Regions from separate parts of the Homo sapiens genome. Here all the other regions are linked to region 1. A link is a loop called in an ENCODE intact Hi-C map of the cell type or tissue named here. Cell type or tissue: heart right ventricle. All regions are shown on one strand.

Region 1 (8,000 bases):
CCAAAGTGAAAGGAATAAATCTGTTAAGGCACCTTAAATAGGGCTCCATATTCAAAACATACCCTTTATAAGCTTCCAACACCCCCTTATTCAGACTTTTTATGAGTATCATCTCACATCCTTACTCTTCAGAAAGAGATCTAATAAAAGAACAGGAGGAAATAATATAAGCACACACATGTGCCAGAAACTGAGTAACAAACCCATAAAGTACTTGTTATTCCCATTTTACAGAATAGGAAATCGAACTTCATAGAGACTGGGTGATTTGCTAGCTATGTAAATACTGGAGCTGGGATTCAAATGTAGGTACTTCTCACTTTAAAGCTCCATATTCTTCCCACCTACATCATGCTGCCTGAGAAGAGAAGAGAAGAGAAGAGAAAGGAGAATTTACCAAATCTACATTAATGAGAAGCAAGAACAGAGAGGTATGGGCTGTTCTGTTTACATCCCCTCCATATATATATATATATATATATATATATATATATATATATATATATAATTTTTTTTTTTTTTAGGAAAAGAAACAAAATATTCCTGCTAGGTAAGACTCAGAGACTCTTTCAAGATGACAAAAGTGAATAGCCTCAAATAGACCTTTCTTTTTAGAGGGGGGCATTAAGTATCAGAGCCAGGGGAGCTCTCTCATGATTCTGTCATGGCTCAAGGAAAATTTTAAGAAAAATACTGTTTACCTAGTATGACCAGAGCATCTAAGAGAATCCAGAAGGAGTGGTGAGGCAGAGAAAGGGAGGGAAAGCAGACTGACTCACTATTTGTTTTCCAAAAATAAAAAATCAAACCAAACATAGCAGGAATGAACCATCCAACTGGGTGATCTAAGGATTAACTGTCCATGTGGCCAAACGTTTAATTTAATCTTTCTGATGGACCAGCTATAAAAGAGAAGAAGAGCTCAGTATAAGACTCCTTATCAAGAGGGCACCAAAAAAAGTTGTATTTAAAGCTTTTGAGATACAGACCTAAGCAAATGGCTTGATATGAAACCCCTGGTTCTAGTTTCCAACATGCTTGCTGTGGCCAACTTCATAAGGTTGGGTTTGGAGATATGAATGTCCTCCGAGTGTCAACTACCATCTCACATTTTTATATCCTCCTCATAGGGTACAGCTGGGCGTTTTTATATGGGTCCAAACTGACATTGAAAACAATGCCAACATAATAAGGTAGAAAGAACATGGGCTTTGGAGTTGGGCAATCATGGACTTGAGCCTTGGTTGTACGATTTGAACAAGTTAATACTTCTGAGACTTCTTTTCTTCATCATTAAAATAAGGATAATTATCTTAGAACATTTATTTCTTGAGAAATAAAGTTCCTGATACATAATAGACACTTACCTAAAAGATAATCCCCATGTTAACCCTTGCTTCACACCATATACAAACATTAACTTGAACTGGATTATAGACCTAAATGTAAAAGCTAAAACATCTCCTACAAGAAAACATAGGAGAAAAATCTTTGTGACCTTTAAGTAAACAAAAAGCATAAATCATAAAAGAAAAACTGAAAACTAAGCTTCATCAAAATTCAAAGCTTTTGTTCCTCAAATGATACAATTAAGAGAAGGAAAGGGCATGACACAAACTGGGAGAACATACAGTTGAACCTTGAACAACATGGGGGTTAGGGGATGGCTCCCTCCCATGCAGTCAAAAATCCATGTACAACTTTTGACTCCCCTGAAACTTAACTACTATAAACAGTGGAATAACACATACTTAGTATGTTATATATTATATATTGCATTTTTACAGTAAAGATAGAGAAAAAAATCATAAGGAAGATTAAAATGTATTTAGTATTGATTAAGTGGAAGTGGATCATCATAAAGGTCTTTATCTTCATCTTGACATTGAGTAGGCTGAGGAGAAAGAGGAAAAGAAGAGGTTAGACTTGCTGTCTCAGCAGTGACAGAAGCAGAAGAGGTAGAAGGGGAGGAAGGGGAGGCAGGAGAGGCAAGCACACTCAGTGTCACTTTTACTGAAAAGAATCCAAGTATAAATGGACCCATGCAGTTCAAGCCCATTTTGTTCAAGGATCAGTTGTATTCACATGTTTTCACAGATTGAAGGAAATGTTTAATATATTTCTATCTTACAAAGAACTGGTATCCAGATCATAAAAGGAACTTGTACAACTCAGTAAGAAGATAAATGACACAATTTTTTAAATGGGCAAAAGATTTGAACAGATACTAGACAAAAGAAGATAGTATACAAAATGCCAGTTGGCACATGGTGCTCAACATCACTAGACATCAGGGAAACAAATGAAAACCACAATGAATACCATGACCTATAAACCCATTAGAATGACTAAAATTAAAAAGGCTGATCACACTAAGTGCTTCTGAGATTGTAAAGCAACTGGAAATCACATACACTGTTGATAGGAAAGTAAAACAATACAGTTTGGAAGTTTCTCAAAAAGTTTAACACGTATCTACCATATGACTGAGCCATTCAACTGCTGGGTATACCTGGGAGAAATGAAAATGTATGCTCCACAGAAAGATTTCCAAGTGAATGTTCATATCAGCTTTATTTAAAAGAGCCAGAAACAAGAAAGAACCCAATGTCCATCAATAGGTGGTATATCCACACAATGGAATACTACTCAGCAATAACATGGATACATGCAACAACATGGACACATCCAGAAATCACTATGCTGAGTGAAATAAGCTGCACAAAAAGTGTACATACTGTACTCCTATAAAATGCAAACTAATTTAGAGTGACAAAGAACAGAGGAGTGCTTGCCTGGGGCTAAGGGCAAAGGAAGGGAAAGACTGCAAAGGGGCAAGAGGAATCTTTTGGGGATGATGCCAATGTTCTACATCTTCAATGTAGTACTTGTTTCATGAGTACGGACAGACACCTATGAGACTCATTAAATGTACACAGATATAGTTCACTGTGTGTAAATTATCCTTTGAAGTTGATAAGGAAAAAAGTAATTTCCTTTGCCACTCCTGCTGCCACTGGAAACAAGTTAGCAAGCTACTACCTCCCATATCTCACGATCACTGGGAAAACAGGAAGCTGTATAGAAGTTGGTGAGAAAATGAGTGGTATTGCAAAAAACATTTGATTATTAATGAGGTGTCTGGTACTAAGTTACAAATCATCTTACTTAATTCTAACACTTTTGATGAGGTAGGCACTATTATCTCTATTACAGATGAGACAACAGGCTCAGAAAGTTTAAAGAACTCATTGAAAGTCACCCCGATGGTAAATGGTAGATTTGGATTCAACAATGTATGCTGGCATCAGACCAGATAAACTTACCTTCGAATGCTATTATTCCCTACAGTGCTTAGGGCATCCTCAGAAAGGAAAAGCCCTGATAGCCTAGGGACAAGAAGAGCTGCTAGAGATTTCCTTCATCAGGACTGAGAAATCCTCTCAAGTCAGGGAGTTTTTTTTCTTTTAAAAAATTTTTTTTAAGTCGGTGAGTTTTAGCAGCCTTTTTCAAAGCAGCTTGGGAGAGTGGGAGGTGGGGTACACCTCTGCTTCTGGAGCAGAGGAGAATCCTCTCACTTGGCTCCAGCATTTGCTGGTATTTTGTTAACTTTTGGCTCCTCCATGTTCACCCACCCACTGGTTTCCCAGAGTAAAAATGCCAAAATATCTTGGCTGAACAGGCGAATGGATCACAGATGACAGAGGTAAAAAAAAGAAAAAAAGAAAAAAAAAAGAAAGACAATCAAGAGGTTCTGTAATATGCTTCTTTTTAAAGGTAAAAGCAAATTGCACACGTCCTCATTCTTATTCTCTTTGAGTTGGCTGTCTTGTGAAACATTCTGTTGTCTATATTTTCATTCATCACATTGAAAAAAAAGTTAGGCAAATGGGTCATGCTGAAAGTTTAAGTAAATTTACCGTCTTCCTATTTCAGACCAGCTGTAGTCCATCTCCCCTGAAGCCTGGCCAACAGATCAAGGAGAACATGGCTTGAGCTGCAAAAACAGACCAGAGAGAGAAACCCTGGGAAACTAGGCTCTAGCGGGTAGCTCAGGAGGGGAACCCACACTGCAGAGGAAAAGTAAAGAGGCCTGGGTGCCGGGATTAACTCTAATCATCCGTGAGACTCTGGCAAGACATGCTCTCCCTCAGAACCTCCAAAGACTGGAGTGATCAGGTTTTTCAACTTTTAACAAAGGCCCAGCGTTTCTAACCAAATATAATCTCCCTAAACCCTCAGTTTCTCATGCACTTCCTCTTTGAGGATTGCTCTGCTGCCTGTTTATTCCTCAGAAACCAAGTTTCACTTTCTGAAATCTGTTATAAAGCCAGGCGACTTTTCATTGTTACACTATAAATTATGATACCAAATAAAAACTTCTAAAAAGTATATACAAGGATAATCTGAAATTCAGCCATAAGCCTGAGTGTGTGTCATTGAGAGTTAGGAACTAAATGCTCTAAAACAAACTGTGATGTTTTCTGGTTGTTCCTCATTTCCATTCCTGACTTAGCCTGAACTGCAATTTTACTAAAGCTCCTTTGCTTCCCCTTCACACACGTTAAGAATTCACCACAGGAACATGTGCTTTTGTGCTCATTGAACTAAAGCCTCCTCCCCAAACTATGCTCTGCCAAGTTGTTTCCGGTAAGCAACTTTGGAAAATAAAAATTCCCTAGACATTTTGAACAGTGGTTTGAGAGGAAGACACACAACCCGACAGGGGAACTGAAACATTCCCCCTTGTGTCCACTTCTGTCCTGGGAGGATGGGGGAAGGAAGTCGTGGAAGAAGCTTTTTAGAGGAAACAGACTCGCAGGACTTTTGCTGCAAACAATTGGGTACTGTATCCAGCTGTTGACCGAGGCAACTGTCAGCTCAAAACCATGCAGAGAACAAGGGAGCCAGAGTTCCTTCTCCTAAAATACGACAGGACTACACTTCTGTTTCACATGTCATAGCCTAGTACCTGTATTCTAGCCCTTGAGCCCATTCTCAGTATTAGAAGGGGCCTTCGGCATCATTTACCCAGTGGCCTTTTTTTTTTTTAATAAGTGGAATTATTTATTTCTACATACAAGATTTCGTATAGAAGCATAACATAGAAGTAAAAGCAGAACTGCTCTAGGGGGCAGGGGATGCAGGCAGAGAGCTCTGCCAGCTGAGCTACTGTCATCCCTTTCATCAGGCACCTCTCTGGATTCCCAGGTGGCCCTGGGTCTTTGTTTATAAGGTCTTTGTTGATTCTCAGCCTGGGATTCATGGTACTTGTGGAGAGTACAGATGAACACACAAATGACCATGCCCTTCATTTGATTCAGTAGAGGGGTGGTATGAGCTTTCGTTCTCACATCTTCTCCTTCAATAATCTCATTAACTCCCAGTGCTTCATTTACCATTTCTACGTGAAATAGTCTCACATTGTACATTTTTAGACACTATCTCCCTACTGAAAGCCAAGCATCTAAAGCATACTGCTGGGAGAAGACAAGCAGGGAGCTAGGTAAGTAGATAGGGAACTGGAAGTCTGGCAGCAGAATTCCAAGTGTTTGGTCCCCAAATCCAGGACCAGGACTCTAATTCCAAGGAGACTGGTGAGAGAAAAGAATAATGGGAGTCTTTAAAGAATCAAAGTACAAAAACTTGTACTTTGACAGGGACTTGACCAAAAGGAACCAAGCAAGAGCCAATTCTAAAAAGAATTGGGGGGCCAGGTCGAGCGCAGTGGCTCACACCTGTAATACCAGCACTTTGGGAGGCCGAAGTGGAAGGATCACTTGAGGTCAGGAGTTCAAGACCAGCTGGGCAGCACGGTGAAACCCCGCCTCTACTAAAAATACAAAAAATTAGCCAAGTGTGGTGGTGGGCACCTTTAATCCCAGATACTTGGGAGGCTGAGGCAGGAGAATCACTTGAATCCGGGAGGCGGAGGCTGCAGTAAGCCGAGATGGCGCCATTGCACTCCAGCCTGGGCAACAGGACTGAGACTCCGTCTCAAACAAACAAACAAAAACACACAACCACACAAAACAACTGGGGGCCAAAGTCAGACGGGGACTAGCTTTAAGGCTGACTTGATGCCGACTCCCAGAAGCCTGGATCAGGCTCTTAAATCTCATACCACGTCATCCCCGTTACATGCAGGATGACTTCACAGAACCCGTCATAAGGCACTAGAGGACAGAGCTCAGCAGGGCTTCACAGCTCGGCGTGTCTGTGCCCTGCTTGCCTAGCAAGTTGAAAGCATGTGATAAGCTGAAAGGATGCAGACCAGACACTCCTAACACTTTTTGGGTCACTCACTGAGAGACCAAATAGCCATTTCTCCCTTCACCCTTGTTACAGAATTCATATTTTGTTCAGAGGACTGGTGGAGATCTGATGTTATCAGGGAAGGTAAATCCCCTCCCTTTGCCCCAGGGGCTGAATCAAAAGCAATTATACAAATCCCATTCCTCATTGATGGGAATGATCTAGAGGTGGGCATGTGACCTATTGCTAGCCAAAAAAAACATAAGGGGTTTTCTGAGGGAAAGTGCCTGATTTTCCTGGTGACATGCTTGAGCCACTGAAAGAATGCTGAAACTTCCAGCCTCTTACTTTGCTAAATGAATATCAAAGTCCTTGTGATTTAAGTCACTATTAGTCAGATTCTCTGTTAACTGCAGCTAAAAGTTCTCCTGACCTGCTGACCCACTTGATAATCAGATTAAAACTGTGAGTCCTATATCCTGCAACCTCTATTATATGGGTACATAGAGTATTTTGCCTATAATTTTTTAAGGTTCACAGACTTCAGATCAAGAATCCTTATGCAAGACCAGTAGTCCTCAAAAAGTGGTCCCCATACCAGCAGCATGAGCATCATCTAGGAGCTTGTTACACGTGTATCTTCTCCAGCCCTACCCCAGATCTACTGAATCACAATCTCTGGGAATGGGAGCCAGGAGTGGTGGCATGCACCTGTAATCCCAGCACTTTGGGAGGCTGAGGTGGGCGGATCACTTGAGATCAGGAGTTGCAGACCAGCCTGGCCAACATGGTGAAACCTCGTCTGTACTAAAAACACAAAAATTAGCTGGGCATGGTGGTGTGTACCTGTAATCCCAGCTACTCGGGAGGCTGAGGCAGGAGAATCACTTGAACCCAGAAAGCGGAGGTTGCAGTGAGCCAAGATTGTGCCATTGCACTCCAGCCTGGGTAAAAGAGTGAGACTTTGTCTCAAATAAAAAGAAACACTGGGAGAAACTGGGGATGGGGCCCAACAATGTATATTTTACAGACTAATGATACGATTCATGATAAAATCTGAGGACCACTGCTTTGAGCCCAGCATTATTCAATAGAACTTCCTGTGATAATAGAAATGTTTACATCTGTGCTGTCCAGTATGGTTTCCACTAGCAACATATGTCTACTGAGCACTTGTGGCTAGTACAACTCAGAAACTGAATTTTTAATTTTACTTGGTTTTAATTTATTAAAATTTAAATAACTGCCTATGGCTAATGACTACTGTATTGGACAGTGCAGCTCTAGATAACTTGGTTTTATTAAAATTTAAATAACTGCCTATGGCTAATGACTACTGTATTGGACAGTGCAGCTCTAGATAAACATAAGGTATTTTATATTATCAGATAACTCCTGGTACTGAACTACAAAATAAAGAAGTGGTTCTCAAACTTCAGTATGCATCAGAATCACCGGAAAGCTTGGTAAAACACAGACTGAAGGCTCCCAGCCTAGAATTTGTGATTCAGTAGCTCTGGCTTGGGGGCCTGAGAATTTGCATTTCTCAGGGGATCTTACGTGATGTTGGTGCTGTTGGTCCAGGGATGGCACTTTGAGAACTACTGAAATAAGGAAAACTTGCTGTCTTCCTATAACCTGTACCTTGGGCCCAGCAGGTGCTTATTATTGAAAGAATGATGGCTACCCTCTAATAAAGGAACACTTTTGGAAGTGTCTACTGTGTTCCAGAGACCATGATTACC
Region 2 (8,000 bases), 80 kb before region 1:
GGTGTGGTGGCGCATGCTTGTAATCCCAGCTACTTGAGAGGCTGAGGTGAGAGGATCACTTGAACCTGAGTGGTGGAGGCTGCAGTGAGCCAAGATTACACCACTGCACTCCAGCCTGGGTGACAGAGCGAGACTCCATCTCAAAAAAAAAAAAAAAAAAAAAAAATCATGTGGATATTTACTGGGCAGCTACTCTGTGGCTACTAATACGGTGATCTAAAGAGGAATAAGACGCGTCCTTACCCTTGTCTCCCATGCATCTCCTCCCCCAATCCCAATCCCAAACTGTGCTCCAGCCTTCCAGCCTCAATAAACTGTCTCCAGCTCTCTAGGCCTTGGGGCACTTAAAATAGCAGCCCAGGCACAAAAGAAGACAAACTTGAATTTACTGAGAAAATCCCATATTGACCAGGAATACCCGGAGTTGATTAAAACTTACATTTCTATCACTGGCCAGATGGGGGCTTGATGTTGAAACCAAATTCAGAATTAAAAAATTAAATATTTTCACACTTGAGGTTAACCCCCAATTTTTTATCTGGTAGTTATATCTTGGCACGGAGCCAGGCACGGTTCAGTTAAAAGCAGGTAAATCTTGCTGAAAACTGAGAAGCCCAGAACCTCTTAGAAGCAGACATAGAGGAGGCAGAGAGAATCACTAAGAGGAGTTCCAAGGCTGGTTTGGCAGAGAGAACAAAAACTGGAGAACATAACAAGGCTCAGGAGTCCACTGAAAGCAGGTCCATGTCTTATGCTCTTCTCTAACCCCTGTCCACTGGCAAAAGCAGGTTCTGAGTGGTAAGGGCACTGAATACGTGAACACAGAAACAGAAACTGAGGCATCACTAGAAATGTGGGCAGTAGAATCCAAGAGGAGGAAGAAGCATGTTCTGGGAAAAGAGAAGCAGATTTTTTTCAGTAATGCAGGCAGAGAGACCACATGCAACCCAGAAGCCTTCCAGTGGGCAGGCGGGCTCCAGCCACTGGTCTGAGGTGTGGTAAGACTCTGGTCTATGAGAAGTGGCTACATAAAAGCAGGACAGGGTCCACTCCTGGGTGGGATCTGACACTACAGGCAGGTTATCAGGGCAAAGACTGAGACACTGGAAAATTAGCCAAGATCCCAGGGCTAACCATAGCTAGCACACAAGAGCAGGGCTAGGAACAAAAGATCCTACAGCACTGGCTTTATGCTGGGATGCAGGGGGCCTGGACTTAATGGTAGAGTTCAGAGGCCCCTGGCCATGAGTACAGAAGCAGAAGCTGGCAACCAGTTAGTCCTGACACACGTATCACCTCTAGATCACTATTTCCCAGACTCTTCCATTTCATGGACAGGTGAAAACACTGCCTCTTTGTTTATACACTTGTGCACTTTTAGAAATGGACACATGGGGCGGCCAATTTTTAATAATGTCAAATATGGAAAACTACCATTTACTAAGACTGTCACTTCACACACACGAGAACACTAACATACATGCACAAAGAGAATCTCTGAATAGGCCAGGTGCGGTGGCTCACACCTGTAATCCCAGCACTTTGGGAGGTCGAGGCGGGTAGATGACGAGGTCAGGAGATCGAGACCATCCTGGCTAACATGGTGAAACCCCGTCGCTACTAAAAATACAAAAAATTAGCCGGGTGCAGTGGCAGGCACCTGTAGTCCCAGCTACTCGGGAGGCTGAGGCAGAAGAATGGCATGAACCTGGGAGGCAGAGTTTGCAGTGAGCCAACATCGCACCACTGCACTCCAGCCTGGGTGATAGAGCGAGACTCCGTCTCAAAAAAAAAAAAAAAAAAAAAAAAGAGTCTCTGAATAAAGGGAAGTCTTAAAATCTGATTACATTTAGTTTTATGAACATGGATTGTATCTTCCTCATGTTTTCATATTTTTATGGACTGATAAAAATTTCTGTAGCGCAGCCCTGCAGGTCCCTGTTTTGAAACATCTGCTGCGGACCAGTATCCTCACATTGTGTGCCAGCCTTCCCAAGCAACCAGTGGGGAGAAGGAAGGGTGGGCAGTTGAGTGCAGCTTGTATCACTTGACCCTCTCCTCTGCTATACTCAAAGTGGCTCCCTCTCAATTGTTTCATAAATTATTCTGTTTCATGTGAGATTTGGTTAAAAAGCAATGCTTTAAAAAAGGTTTGGAAATCACTCCTAGTTTACTGTTGAAGAAACTGAGATAAATCGTAACAAAGCTGAAATTTAAAACCAGAACTCTGTTTCCCAGCACAGATCCTAGAGAGAGAAGACTGTATCTACTGATTTTGTAGAGTTCTGAATCCTACGTAGCGCTACACATAACCGGATGTTTAATCGTAATCAAGATCTTCAGAGGTCCAAGGTGACCTTACCACTAAATACAAAGTTCTAATTCTACCTCTAGCCCAATATTAGAGTTAGACTGGGCTTTGGAATCCAGTCAGGGACCAATTCAACAATCATTTATTATCCTCTTTTAATAGGGATAAGCAGAAGCACTCAACCAAAAAAGTAGGGGGGATCTTATGAGATGTTTGGGAGCCATTCAAAGCTTCTGGCGCTGTGGAGTTGGGACGAGATGCTCCCAAGTCTAACAGTCTTTGGGTTTTGGCAGGTAACACTAGACTATCTATGCTGGCTGGCTGGGGTGGTGAGGGGGAGTGTCTGGTATTTAAAAAAAAAAAAAAAAAAGGCAGAAATAAGGATGAAGACTTAGAACGAAGAGAATAGGGTCAGGTTTCTCCCTGTCTCCTTTTCCTCCTTCAGAGGATTTGGAATTCCCTGAAGTTGGTCAAGGTTGGAGTTTGTTCTAGGACAACACAGAAACATTTGCGAGGATTTTATGGAGCTCATGTCTGAACTCACGGCCTGTTCTGTGGATGACTAGAACCAGCTGTAAATGAAAAATGACAAGCAAGAGATGGAGGAGGAAGGCCTGATATTTCAGGGTTATTTAAAATAACCTTTTTTTCTTTCTTTTTTTTTTAAAGGAATTAGAATTTCAGATCTGGCTGGAAACTGGTCTGGATATTTATTTTCCTCATTGTCTCAGTGGAAAAAAAGGGTGGGTGATTCAGACAGCAGCCTCCGCCTCTGGGCTGGAGCCTGGGTCAGTCTCCACTCTGTTCTTTCTTCCTTGAGAGAGGAGTCTCAGCCTGGGGAGAAGATGCATATTACCGCCCACATTTGCTTTTGGCTTCCAACAAGGGTTCCCCAGAGGAGTTGGTCTGATTTCAGTTAATAAAACAAAACCCAAAAGGTCAGGGAGGGAATGAGGGAGGAAAAGGCCCTCCCAGGGATGAGAAGACAGAAAGAGTAAGGTCTCTGAGCAAGGCTTCTCCCTGGCTCTCTGTCTCTCTTTTCATGGTGGGGGAAGGACCAAGGTCATCAGAATGAATCTGAATGGACTACTTGGCTCTACCACAGTTCTCCCTGCTGTAAGAAATCCAGCTTGAATAAGAGGTCCTGACTTTTAAGGCACCAGTCATTCTCTCTAGAAAGAGCTATTTGAAGACCCCACTAACATTCCTCACTGGATGCTGAAGACTTCCCCAAAAGCATTCCTATGGGTATCGTTTGACCCCAGGTGGGACCCAGGACTTAAAATAATTTGAGTGTTGACTTACTCGGGAAACTTAAGGATTACTAGAAGTTTAAGTATTTACAAAATATTTAAAGGGGACAGTCTCACTAAAATTTTAGTAGAGAAAAGGTGGGGAAGATATAAAGAAGAGTTGGTCAGAACTTTGGGAATTCTTTATTCCATAAGATTAGACATGTGACTACTGTGAAATTCCTGCCAAGGAGTTCGAGAAGGTAAAAAACTAAAATAGTAGAGAAGATACAGTGGAGGCTTTGGCCTTATTTCAAAATCTCCAAGAGTTACAAAATGGGGCTCTGGTGAGCTAAATTGCCTGAGCTGTAACTCACAGTAGCTTGTAGGTTCCTCTAAGAAGGATCATGTTATCTTGCTAGTTTAGCCATCAGAGGTTAATATCGATGTACAGATAGCACTGAGCACTTTGGAAGGCCAAGGCGGGTGGATCACGAGATCAGGAGATCAATATCATCCTGGCCAACATGGTGAAACCCCGTTTCTACTAAAAATACAAAAATTAGCCGGGCATGGTAGTGTGCGCCTGTAATCCCAGCTACTCAGGAGGCCGAGGCAGGAGAATCGCCTGAACCCGGGAGGTGGAGGGTGGAGGTTGCAGTGAGCTGAGATCGCGCCACTGCACTCCAGCCTGGGCAACAGAGCGAGACTCCGTCTTAAAAAAAAAAAAAAAAGAATAGTCAGTTCTCAGTGATTTATAAACCTCTTGCTCCTCCTCTTCCTTCTTGCTGTCCGTTTTGTGACTTAGAAGCAGCCATGGTAAACAGCTCTGTGACAATGGGTTGGGAAAAGTGAGGAGTCAGAGGACACAGCCATAGACGGTAGTCAAAAGCCTTGGATTCTGGGCCCTTCCACTCTGCTTTCTGGCATCATCACTTAGTGCCTTTAAGCCTTAGTTTCCTTGCTTTTGCGATAGGAATGATATTATCAGCCCCTACCTATCTCACTTTGTTTCCTCATGCTTAAATGAGACTGCGTAAGTGTTGTATAGACTATAAAGTTCTGTAAAAACACCAAATATTTAAATTATATTCTGTTCATCTTGTCCTACAGACATAGAAATCATCACTACTATTGCTACGACCACTACAAGGAAAAAGTGAAGTGAGCAGCTGCTGTTCACAATGTGTACCTGTACATTCTCCAAGCTTTACCTGTGCAACCTCCCAACAACGCTGTGAGGAGCATCATCTCCATTTTACAGATGATAAAACCTCCAAGAGGGAAAGTGATTTATTCAACATCAATAAGGCAAATGAGTAGCAATGTTGAGACTCAAGTGCAGCTAGCTGCCTTTCGGAGTCCCTGTGATAGTGGCTGTGCAGGCCCTAGAATAGCTACTGAATAAATGGAGGAGGGATGGGATAAAAGGAAAAGAGAAGTCCTCAGCTTTGAGAATTCAAAAGGGGTGATGGCTTTCCTAACAGGGGTTGACTCCTGAGCACATGAATAATTCATCAAAGCTCTCTACTGAGAGATGGCTCTTTTTGTGTGTAGTACATCTGGTCAGGGATAGCTGCCCACAACTGAGCCACAAATGTGAGGACTTGGATCCGCCTGCCTATAAACACAGCTCAGAGCAGCTCTCTGCTTCCTTATTCTGAGGACTGACAGCTATTTTGATTCCAAGAGGCAGGTGAGGTTCTTTCATTTGTACACACAAAATAAGCAAAAATAAATCCCACATATATGATATAGCATCTTGATATGTGTTCCTGAAACTGCTTTTCCTTCTAGAACATCATTCCTGGTTTCCTTTTGGAACGAGTTCTCTCTCAAGAGATTGTTTCCTTCAACCTTATGTTGATTTCAAACTCACTTTCACTCCTGGTCTGGTCTTGAACCTGCAGGTTTTATCCTAGACATTTTTGGTTGGAATATGTGAAGACTGGAAGGTGGCAGTAGAAATAAGAATCTGGAGGTGGCAAGAAGGATGAAAAAACAGACAGTCTCCATCTGCCACAAACCTCTTCTAGCTGAAAGTAAACATGTAAGTTTTTATATGAGTCCTATCACAACTCTTTAAAAAAAAGGTAGTCAGGCACAGTGGTTCATACTTGTAATCCCAGCACTTTGGGAGGCCAAGGCGGGTGGATCACTTGAGCCCAGGAGTTTAAGACAAGCCTGGGTGATATGGTTTGGCTGTGTCCCCACCCAAATCTCATCTTGAATTCCCACGTGTTGTGGGAGGGATCCAGTGGGAGGTAATTGAATCATGGAGGCAGGTCTTTCCTGTGCTTTTCTTGTGATAGTGAATAAGTCTCTTGAGATCTGATGGTTTTAAAAAGAGGAGTTCCCCTGCACAAGCTCTCTCTCTTGGCCTGCTGCCATCCACGTAAGACATGATTTGCTCCTCCTTTCCTTCTGCCATCATTGTGAGGCCTCCCCAGCCACATGGAACTGTAACTCCATTATGTCTCTCTCTCTTTTATTTTTTGTAAATTGCCCAGTCTTGGGTATGTCTTTATCAGCAGTGTGAAAATGGACTAATACAGAAAATTGGTAGCAGTAGAGTGGGGTGCTGCTGAAAAGATAACTGAAAATATGGAAGTGACAGGAACTGGGTAACAGGCAGGGGTTGGAACAGTTTGCGGGGCTCAGAAGAAGACAGGAAAATGTGGGAAAGTTTGGAACTTCCTAGAGACTTGTGAATGGCTTTGACAAAAGTGATAATAGCGACATGGACAATAAAGTCCAGGCTGAGGTGGTCTCAGATGGAGATGAGGAACTTGTTGGAAACTGGAGCAAAGGTGACTCTTGTTATATTTTAGCAAAGAGGCTGGAAGCATTTTACCCCTGCCCTAGAGATTTGTGGAACTTTGAACTTGAGAGAGATGATTCAGGGCATCTGGGGGAAGAAATTTCTAAGAAGCAAAGCATTTAAGAGGTGACTTGGGTGCTGTTAAAGGCATTCAGTTTTATAAGGGAAGCAGAACAAAAAAGTTTGGAAAATCTGCACCTGACAATGCAATAGAAAAGAAAATCCCATTTTCTGAGGAGAAATTCAAGCTGGCTGCAGAAATTTGCATAAGTAAGGAGGAGACGAATGTTAATCCCCAAGACAATGGGGAAAATGTCTCCAGGCCATGTCAGAGGTCTTCACAGCAGCGCTTCCCATTACAAGCCCAGAGGCCTAGGAGGAAAAAATGGTTTTGTGGGCCGGGCCCAGGGTCCCTCTGCTGTATGCAGCCTGGGGACTTGGTGCCCTGTGTCCCAGTCACTCCATCCGTGACTAAAAGGGGCCAAGGTACAGCTTGGGCTGTTGCTTCAGAGGGTGGAAGCCCCAAGCCTTGGCAGCTTCCATGTGTTGAGCTTGCAGGTGCACAGAAGTCAGGAATTGAGGTTTACAAACCTCCGCCTAGATTGCAGAGGATGTATGGAAGTATGGATGCCCAGGCAGAAGTTTGTTGCAGGTGTGGGGCCCTCATGGAAAACCTCTGCTAGGGCAGTGCAGAAGGGAAATGTGGGGTCAGAGCCCCCACACAGAGTCCCTTCTGGGGCACCGCCTAGTGGAGCTGTGAGAGAAGGGCCACCATCCTCCAGACCCCAGAATGGTAGATCCACTGACAGCTTGCACTGTGTGCCTGGAAAAGGTGCAGACATTCAATGCTAGCCCATGAAATCAGCCAGAAGAGAGGCTATACCCTGCAAAGCTATAGAGGTGGAGTGCCCAAGGCCATGGGAGCCTACCTCTTGCATCAGTGTGACCTGAATGTGAAACAGGGAGTCAAAGGAGATCATTTTGGAGCTTTAAGATTTGACTGCCCCACTGGATTTTGGACTTGCATGGGGCCTGTAGCCCCTTTGTTTTGGCCAATTTCTCCCATTTAGAATGGCTGTATTTACCCAATGCTTGTATCCCCATTGTATCTAGGAAATAACTAACTTGCTTTTGATTTTACAGGCTCATAGGCGGAAGGCCTTGCCTTGGATGAGACTTTGGACTGTGGACTTTTGAGTTGATGCTGTAATGAGTTAAGACTTTGGGGGACTGTTTGGAAGGCATGATTGGTTTTAAAATGTGATGACATGAGATTTGAAAGGGGGCAGGGGCAGAATGACATGGTTTGGCTGTGTCCCCACCCAAATCTCATCTTGGATTCCCACATGTTGTTGGAAGGACCTGCTGGGAGGTAAGTGAATCATGGGGCAGGTCTTTCCCAGGTTGTTCTCATGATACCTGACGGTTTTAAAAAGAGGAGTTCCCCTGTAAGAGCTCTCTCTCGGCCTGCTGCCACTGATATAAGACATGACTTGCTCCTCCTTGCTTTCTGCCATGATTATGAGGCCTCCTCAGTCATGTGGAACTGTAGGTCTATTAAACCTGTTTTTTTTTTTGTTTTGTTTTTGTAAATTGCCCAGTCTCAGGTATGTTTTTATCAGCAGTATGAAAATGG
Region 3 (8,000 bases), 92 kb before region 1:
TGTTGAATGCTTTGGCTGTGAGTATGAATAAAAGAGGAGTGACCCATCCTCACCTCTGCAGCCCCTTCCTTGAGCTCAGCCTGTGGAGTCATATCTGTGACTCAGTCTATTTAGCTGCATACTTGGGGAAGTCACTTCACCTCTCAGAGTCTCAGTCTCCTTATTTACAAATCAACATAGGGCAGCTATAAGGATGAAAAGAATGAAATACACATAAGGTCTAGAAAATCTTGAATGTCATAGGTACATGGAACACCTTCTATCACTTATGTACCCCTAGTGCCTAGAACAGCCCCAGCCATGGTATGTATTCAATACACATTTGTTGACTGATCATACTGAAAAAATAAAAGAATTTTCCCTGGCGCAAAAATCCAAATATGTGTGTTTCTTGTGGTCAAAATCAGAGAGGTTTTAAGGTCTGTTAAGAAGATGAAGTAGGGATTAGGATGAATTGGGCCTTCATCCAACAGAAACTTGGATTTCTACTCTACCAGCACAAAGTCATGTCAATGAAACTAGCCAGCTCCATCTAATGATCTATAGCTTAGCTGGGTGCAATAGCTCATGCTTGTAATCCCAACGCTTTGGGAGGCCAAGACAGGAGGGTTGCTTGAGGTCAGGAGTTTGAGACCAGCCTGGGAAACCTAGTGAGAGTCGTCTCTATCAAAAATTAAAAAATTAACTGGGCGTGGTGGTGTGTGCCTGTAGGCCTAGCTACTTAGGAGGCTGAGGTGGGAAGACTGCTCCAACCCAAGAGATTGAGGCTGCAGTGGGCTATGATCGCGCCACTGCAATCAGCCAAGATGACAGAGTGACACCTTGTCTCTAAAAAAAGAAAAAAGAAAAAAGAAAAAAAAAAGTATGTAGCTCCAGAAAAATTCTTTCAAAGCTGTTTTGGCACTAAAACTTGCCAAAATCCCACTTCTGCTTGCAACTTTAAAAAGATCTCTGCCTGAATTTATGTGATTATTTCTTAGTGTCTATACTAGGTTTACTAGTGTCCTTCCAAAACTCATGTCTACCTGGTATTTCAGAATGTGACCTTACTTGAAAATAGCGTCTCTGTACATAGTTAAGAGGAAGTCATACTGGATTAGGGTGGGCCCTCATCCAATGAACTGGTATCCTTATAAAAGAGACACAGAGACAGAGAAACACAAAGGCAGAATACCATGTGATGTATGGGTCAAGGTAGAGATCGAAATGATGTATCTACTAGCCACGGAATGCCAAGGACTGCTGGCAGCCACCAGGAACTAACGGAAAGGTAGAAACAGACTCTCCTTAGAGCACCCAGAAGGAACCAATACCACCAATGCCTTAATTTTGGATATCTAGCCTCTAGAACTGTGAGAGAGTAAATTTTTGTTGTTTTAATCTACTCACTTTGTGGTAATTTGTCATGGAGGTCCTAGGAAACCAATATATACCATAAAACCTAAAACATCAAACAAGGTTTTCTTGCTTATCTCAGGAAAAATAATTACAAAGCTAAATTCAGAGACAACTTTTCTGGAATAAGATTTTTCTCATTTTGGACCCTGATGGCCGAGTACCCCTGCTACTTCTTCCTCCGTGGTTCCAACCCCCAATTCTGATGAGCTGCCTGTGCCCCAATAGATGAGGTTCCGGGGAGGTGCTACCTCACTTTCCACATCAGTTGGAGGCAAGAGCTTCAGCCAACTTGGGTTTGGTGCTGTTTTGTTTTGCTCACTGAAAGCTGCTCCCTTCAGATGGCTTGCCATTGGTAAGTGGAGTACATTCTACATGGCCATTCTGGACAGGGCTGATTAGTAGACCTGGCACTGCTGTGATTCATGGCTTCATCACCCCTCAGGGTCACTCCCTATAATTAAAGTTTTCAAATATACTTCCAAACATTTCATAGAACAAAAGCGACATGGTGTGCTACATGTAACAGAAAAAAATGTATTAGGCTAATAGTGGAGAGACTTGGCTCTGTCCCTAGATCTGCCTAAAGGCAGATCTGCTTGCTATTTGACCTGGAGCAAATCACTTAGCCTCAGTTGCTTCATCTGTAAAAAGGGACTATTAATATCTAGGATAACTTGCCCTGCAGTTTATCATAGAGGGTTGCTGAAAGGATTGAATTAAAACACAAACACCAAAAACTTATAGATGAATGTCCATATCAGCATTATTCATGAGAGCCAAAAAATGGAAACAACCAAAATGTCCTGACGAATGGATAAACAAAATGTGATATATCCACACAATGGAATATTATTTAGCCATAGAAATAAAAAATACTGATATAGGTTATCTTGATGAACCTTCAAAATATTACGCTAAGTGAAAGAAGCCAATCATAAAAGACCACAGATCTAGAGTTTTGTTAAGAAGGTGGGAGGAGTGTTTGTATGCTGGACAGGCTTCCCAGGGGTGATTGTGGAAAGGAAGGGGAGTGATTCTAGAAATGATTTCATTTATGTGAAATATCTAGAAGAGGCAAATCTGCAGGGATGTGAAAAAGATTAGTGGTTACCTGGTGGCAGGCATGGGGGAGTGAGAATAGATCTAAGTGGGTTGAAATTTTACTCCCAGTGAGTGAACCTCATGCACGGGACAGAAGTCAAGAGACCAGGAATCCAGTTCCAGCTCTGCCATAAACTTGCTGTGAGATCATGTGTGGTCGCTGAGCTTTAATTCATAACTATCAAGTATTGGAGGATAATCTCTAGCCTACCTGTCTGTCTCACTGGGTTGTTTTAGGAGGTGAATGAGATAAGGGTTTGGAAGCAAATCCATGCACATGCATAAGGCATTAATAGGATTTGTTTTTATTGCCTGGGTACCCCTTGGGAGAAGAAAAGAATGGTGAAAATAAAGGAAGATATTAAACAATGTGTGGCTGGGGTGTTTTTGGTACTTCTTGCTGTGTAACTGACCTTCCTAATGACCCAAAACACAAGAAGAAAATGGAGGTTTCTAGACTCCTGGCCTGAGCTTCTATCTCCAAGTCTAGACTAAAGATAATGCCCACAAATGCCTGAGTCAATCTATTTTCTTTTAAACAGTTTTTTTTTTTCTTCTTCCTGGCTTCTTTTTAGGGCCCTACAGAATCACTCCCCTTCCTTTCCACAATCACCCCTGGGAAGCCTGCCCAGCATACAAACACTCCTCCCACCTTCTTGCAAAACTCTAGAACAGGAAAGCTCTGAAGGATTTCAGCCGAGGAGCCCAGCCCAGGCCAACCCAGCCATCGACTGGCTAGTGATAACATGAGCAGGAAAGGGGTGGTTGGCGGGAGTTTCTGGAAAAGATGACTGGCCAAATAATGACTAGTTCCCTTATCTCAGTGCCCTTTTCATCTTTATCCCTTCTCCCCCAAAAATTTATCCCCACCCTCAAGCCTCAGTGGGTCTCAGAACCCATAAAGTGGTAGACCAAAAGCTGTATTGGAGCTGGATTCAAAGTCTGACTCTGCTAACTCCTAGCTCTGTAGCCTTGGATATGTTAATAAGCCTTTTTAATTCTCACTTGTTCAATAGGGCTAAGTACTTTGTAGGACTGCTGTGAGGAATAGAGATCATTTTATATCATGCATTTAGCCACTCTTATTGCTCCTATTCCTGGAGTACACATGGAGCTGGTTGAGACCTTGAGATTGGCCAAAGAGGTACGAGCTGCTTTCCAAGACATGACGGATGCTTGGAAGGTAACTGTCACTGTTTTGGTCACAATTATATGCCGTACAGATGGTATACGGGGAATTAATGAGAACCAAAAGGACAACAGTGACTGTGGTAAGCACAGCTGCCATTTACTAAGCACCTATTATGTGCCTCTAGTCTACCCTGTGAGGTACATATTATTACCTCCATTTTTTTTTTTTGGATGAAGAAAAATAGGCTCAGAGACATCAATAGCAAACTCTGGGGTCACACAGCCAGAAAGTGGCATAGCCTAGATCTGAATCAGATCTCACAGTCTCCAAAGCCAATTCTTTTCACCTGTGCAGAGGAAGAACTCCCACAAGAGCCCTATGAGGTGAATGGTACTAGGGAAGGAAAGTTAAAATATGAGGATGGGGGTCCAGGCCTAGCTCTACCGCCTACTGGCTGAGTGAATCTGGGCATACCATTTCATCTTCCCAAGCCTCACTGTCTCTATTTACAAAAAGAAGAGGTTGGATTAGATCGGGGGTACACATCAAAGTTATCTCTGGGAAATGTAAATGCAGAGGGCTGGTCCCACCTCAGACCTCATTAGTCATATTTACAGAGATTCAGATTAGGATCCACTGGTTTGGTTTTAACAACCTCTGGTTCTTAATTCTGGGGCAGAGACAGAAGGGTTAGGGTCTACTGAAGAAAAGGCAAAGCAGGCTTTGAGTGACAAATGAAAGAGCAAATATTTCCAAAAACCTTCCTTTGGATCATCAAAATTGCAAATTGATAAGCATCCACGTTCTCTCTGGCCCTTCACATAATCTATGGCTCCAAAGGAACAAGGTATAACAAAAATAACCCTGATGTGGACTTCCCAGACACAGGTTCTGAAACTATTTTATTTAATTTTTTTCCCCTCAATGAGAAACATGTATTTAAAAGTTTTCTTAAGAAGCTTCTTAGAGTTGAATTATAATTTTTTTTAAATTTTTTAATTTTCTGTTTTTTTTTTGAGACAAGATCGCGCACTGTTGTCCAGGTTGTAGTGCAGTGGCACAATTATGGCTCATTGCAGCCTCGACCTCCTGGGCTCAGGTGATTCTCCCACTTTGGCCTCCCAAAGTGCTGGAACTATAGGCATGCACCACCATGCCTGGCCTGAATATATAAACTTTAAATAGCACATACAATATATGAATCAGTTATAATTCCATATATAGGGTACCCTTTTTGATTTTCATAAGTTTATAATGTTTTCATTGGCATTTTTTCTTTTTAAACTTTTAGGTTCAGGGGTACACGTGCATGTTTGTTATGTAGGTAAACTTGTGTCATGGGGGTTTGATGTACAGATTATTTCATCACCCAGGTACTAAATCTAGTACCCAATAGTTATTTTTTTTGCTCCTCTCCCTCCTCCTACCCTCTACCCTCTGGTAGGCCCCTGTGCCTGTTGTTCCCTGATTTGTGTCCATGTGTTCTCATCATTTAGCTCCCACTTATAAGTGAGAACATGTGGTATTTGGTCTGGAACTATCTTATTACAGGGCCTTGAGCAAAACTTTTAATATCTTTATCCCTCATTTCCCACACTGTCAAATGCCAAAGAGAACACCTACTCAACAGGGTTCTTTTGAGGATTTGATATGAAATATAGGTAAACAGTAATTATTAAATACTCAATAAATGGCTGTTGGCCTGACACTTGTCCCATTTTTTATTACTAGAAGTGGAATGGTGGTAAAATTCTAAAAGTTCTAGTGCAGAGAGGATGACGAAAGAATTTTGACAACAGTATTTGATAGGATTCTAAGGAGTGTGTGGTCCCTGTAGAAAGCTCACTGAAAAACAAGGAACATATGAAGAATCCTAAAAACAAAAGCATGCTGACAGGTGCTGAGGGCAAGACTGGATCCAAAGCTCCAGGTCACTTTTCATCATAAGCCTGAAATTATTTAAGAAGGATTAAGTCTCAAAGGCCTTTGGCATATATCATAATTTATGCCAGAGGAAATTCATAAATTCAAGGCCAAACATAAAATGGCTCAACTTTACACAGTAACTCACATAATATAGCAATTGGAAGGGTCCCCAGAGTCCAGTCTCTAATTTATCACCACCACCCTCCTCCTACCTCTCAAATCTCTCATCTACAGTTTGAGAAACTGTGGCCCAGAGAAATAAGACTTGTCCAAGGCCACACAGAAGGTCAGAAATGAACCCTGGAATAAGAATTCAGAACTTACTCCAAGAGCCCTTACCCTGCACTAAAAGATGTATCGCTATGAATGAAGATGTACTCTCTGTAATGTGGGCCTGGGGGCAGGAGCAATCAAGCTATGAGATCTGGTCAGGACACTAACTGGACCAGATCTGTTATTTGTTTTGAGTTTATAGTATCACTCATTATTTGCATGGTAAGTAAACATTTGTGGATCAAAGTACTAAACACTAGTATAAATAGATTCTCGAGTTCAGAAATATAAGTTTCCTAATGTTTATAAGAACTATAAAGCGGAGGAAGAAAAAAGAAAAGACAGACAGGCAGTAACATGAGATCCCATGAGATCTTTCTGGACCTATGATTCCCCATCCCCCTTCCAAGGGAAGACTCTGAGAAAGAACACCATCTCCGCTAGGGAGAGCCAAGTCAGAACATCCTGACCTTGATGCATACGATCTCACAGTATACATTAGCAGAAATTGATTCTGTGAAAGGCAAAGAGGAAAGAGAGCGAGTGACTGTAGCTTAGTGACACAGCACAGTTCCTGGTCACACGTCCTTTTACAACCTTCTTTGGCTCGAGGCATCTCATTTCAGAGATGGAAATGCCTTGTCTCCCTAGTTAGAATTAATCATGCCTTCTAAATCTTTTTTTTTTTTTTGAATGGAGTCTTGCTCTTGTCTCCCAGGCTGGAGTGCAATGGTGCGATCTTGGCTCACTGAAACCTCCGCCTTCTGGGTTCAAGTGATTCTCCTGCCTCAGCCTCCCGAGTAGCTGGGATTACAGGCACCCACTGCCACACCTAGCTAATTTTTGTATTTTTAGTAGTGTCAGGGTTTCACCATGTTGGCCAGGCTGGTCTCAAACTTCTGACCTCAGGTGATCTGCCCGCCTTGGCCTCCCAAAGTGCTGGGATTACAGGCATGAGTCACCGCGCCCAGTCTATGCCTTCTAAATCTTTTGTAGTACATAATTTTGCCATTTATTCTAATTGGGAATTCATAAATCTGTCATGTGAAGTGAAACTATAAGCTGTTAGAATCCAGGATCCAGACCATATCTTTTTCTCTAATCGTGTTTAGCACAATGTTCTATGCCTAGAAAACATTCCAATTAGAACAAGGAGGTCCCAGCCCTTTGGGAGGCAAAGGCAGGAGGATCACTTGAGCTCAGGTGTTCAAGACCAGCCTGGGCAACACTGGAAGACGCTGTCTGTCTGTCTCTATATATGTATGTATGTATATATATATGTGTGTGTGTATATGTATGTCTGAGATATATATATATCTCACGCATACATATAAATTAGCTGGGCATTGTGGCAGATGCCTGCAGTCCCAGACTGGGGGGCTGGGGAGCTGAGGTGGGAGGATCACTTGAGCCCAGGAGGTCGAGGTTGCAGTAAGCTGTGACCACACCACTGCACTCCGGCCTGGGCGACAGAGTGAGACCCTGTCTCAACAAAACCAAAACAAAAACCAGAACCAGAACCAGAACAAGGCGATCTTCAATAAACACACTAGAGCAGCAAGTTCTGTTGGAATCTTTCCTCCCTGGGTTAGAAGAATGACCAAATGAGATCCAAATGTAAACAGTTATTTAGGGTACAAGAAATTGTTATCACTTAGTGAGGTTTTCTGGGTTGTGTGTATTTCTGTTTGGGGATAGCAAGTCTATCTTTAGCCATGCACTGTGCTGTTGATTTGCAAGAGGTCAGGTTACAAGCTTTGTTTATACCTATCGTACCCCTTAGCTGCGGCAGACCCTTCTCCTGTTCCTTCGTGTGGGGCTTGGGTTGGTTAGTTGGTCCCATCAAGGATTCATTCATATTTGAAATGAAGCACTCTTGTGATTTACTTAGGGTCTGGAGCAGGTACGAGAGGCACTACTGAGCTGCAGGCCAGCCCCAAAGGGTGGCCTATGCTTTATGAGCTTACATGCAGTCAGAAAGAACAAATTTATACTCGGAGGAGCACTTCAGCCCTCCCCCGAGGAACTTTGGGAACCCATTAGTTTTCCCACAGGAATCAATCCATCAAGTGGGTATATTAAGTTCACATTAATGATGCATTTGACCCTTGTAACCTTTCCACAGAAATATCCAAAATACATCACTGTATTTTGAAGCTAACCAACTTTA

What was found. A loop is a pair of places that touch in the nucleus more often than their neighbours do. Peaks named below come from ENCODE experiments on the same cell type or tissue, not always from the same donor. Only the 100,000 strongest peaks of a DNase experiment are listed, where the experiment ranks them.
Region 2: it touches region 1 in a loop (1.8-fold over the local background); 7 of 110 quality-filtered maps call a loop at or near these places.
Region 3: a loop joins it to region 1, with 1.8 times the contacts of the local background. A loop is called at or near these places in 6 of 110 quality-filtered maps.

The regions. Positions count from the first base shown.
Region 1 is chr11:78,346,215-78,354,214 of GRCh38, forward strand. The region is part of intron 1 of GAB2 (GRB2 associated binding protein 2); the gene reads right to left. Among named protein-coding and RNA genes, the nearest start is that of GAB2, 68 kb to the right of the region's middle. In heart right ventricle, a CTCF peak has its summit at 4,773; DNase peaks (open chromatin) are centred at 4,027 and 4,797; H3K4me3 peaks cover 1,883 bases; H3K27ac peaks cover 6,740 bases.
Region 2 is chr11:78,266,073-78,274,072 of GRCh38, forward strand. The region is part of intron 2 of GAB2 (GRB2 associated binding protein 2); the gene reads right to left. Among named protein-coding and RNA genes, the nearest start is that of USP35, 81 kb to the left of the region's middle. In heart right ventricle, no CTCF peak of the experiment used is centred here; a DNase peak (open chromatin) is centred at 3,159; H3K27ac peaks cover 5,569 bases.
Region 3 is chr11:78,253,969-78,261,968 of GRCh38, forward strand. The region is part of intron 2 of GAB2 (GRB2 associated binding protein 2); the gene reads right to left. Among named protein-coding and RNA genes, the nearest start is that of USP35, 69 kb to the left of the region's middle. In heart right ventricle, no CTCF peak of the experiment used is centred here; a DNase peak (open chromatin) is centred at 3,193; H3K27ac peaks cover 4,148 bases.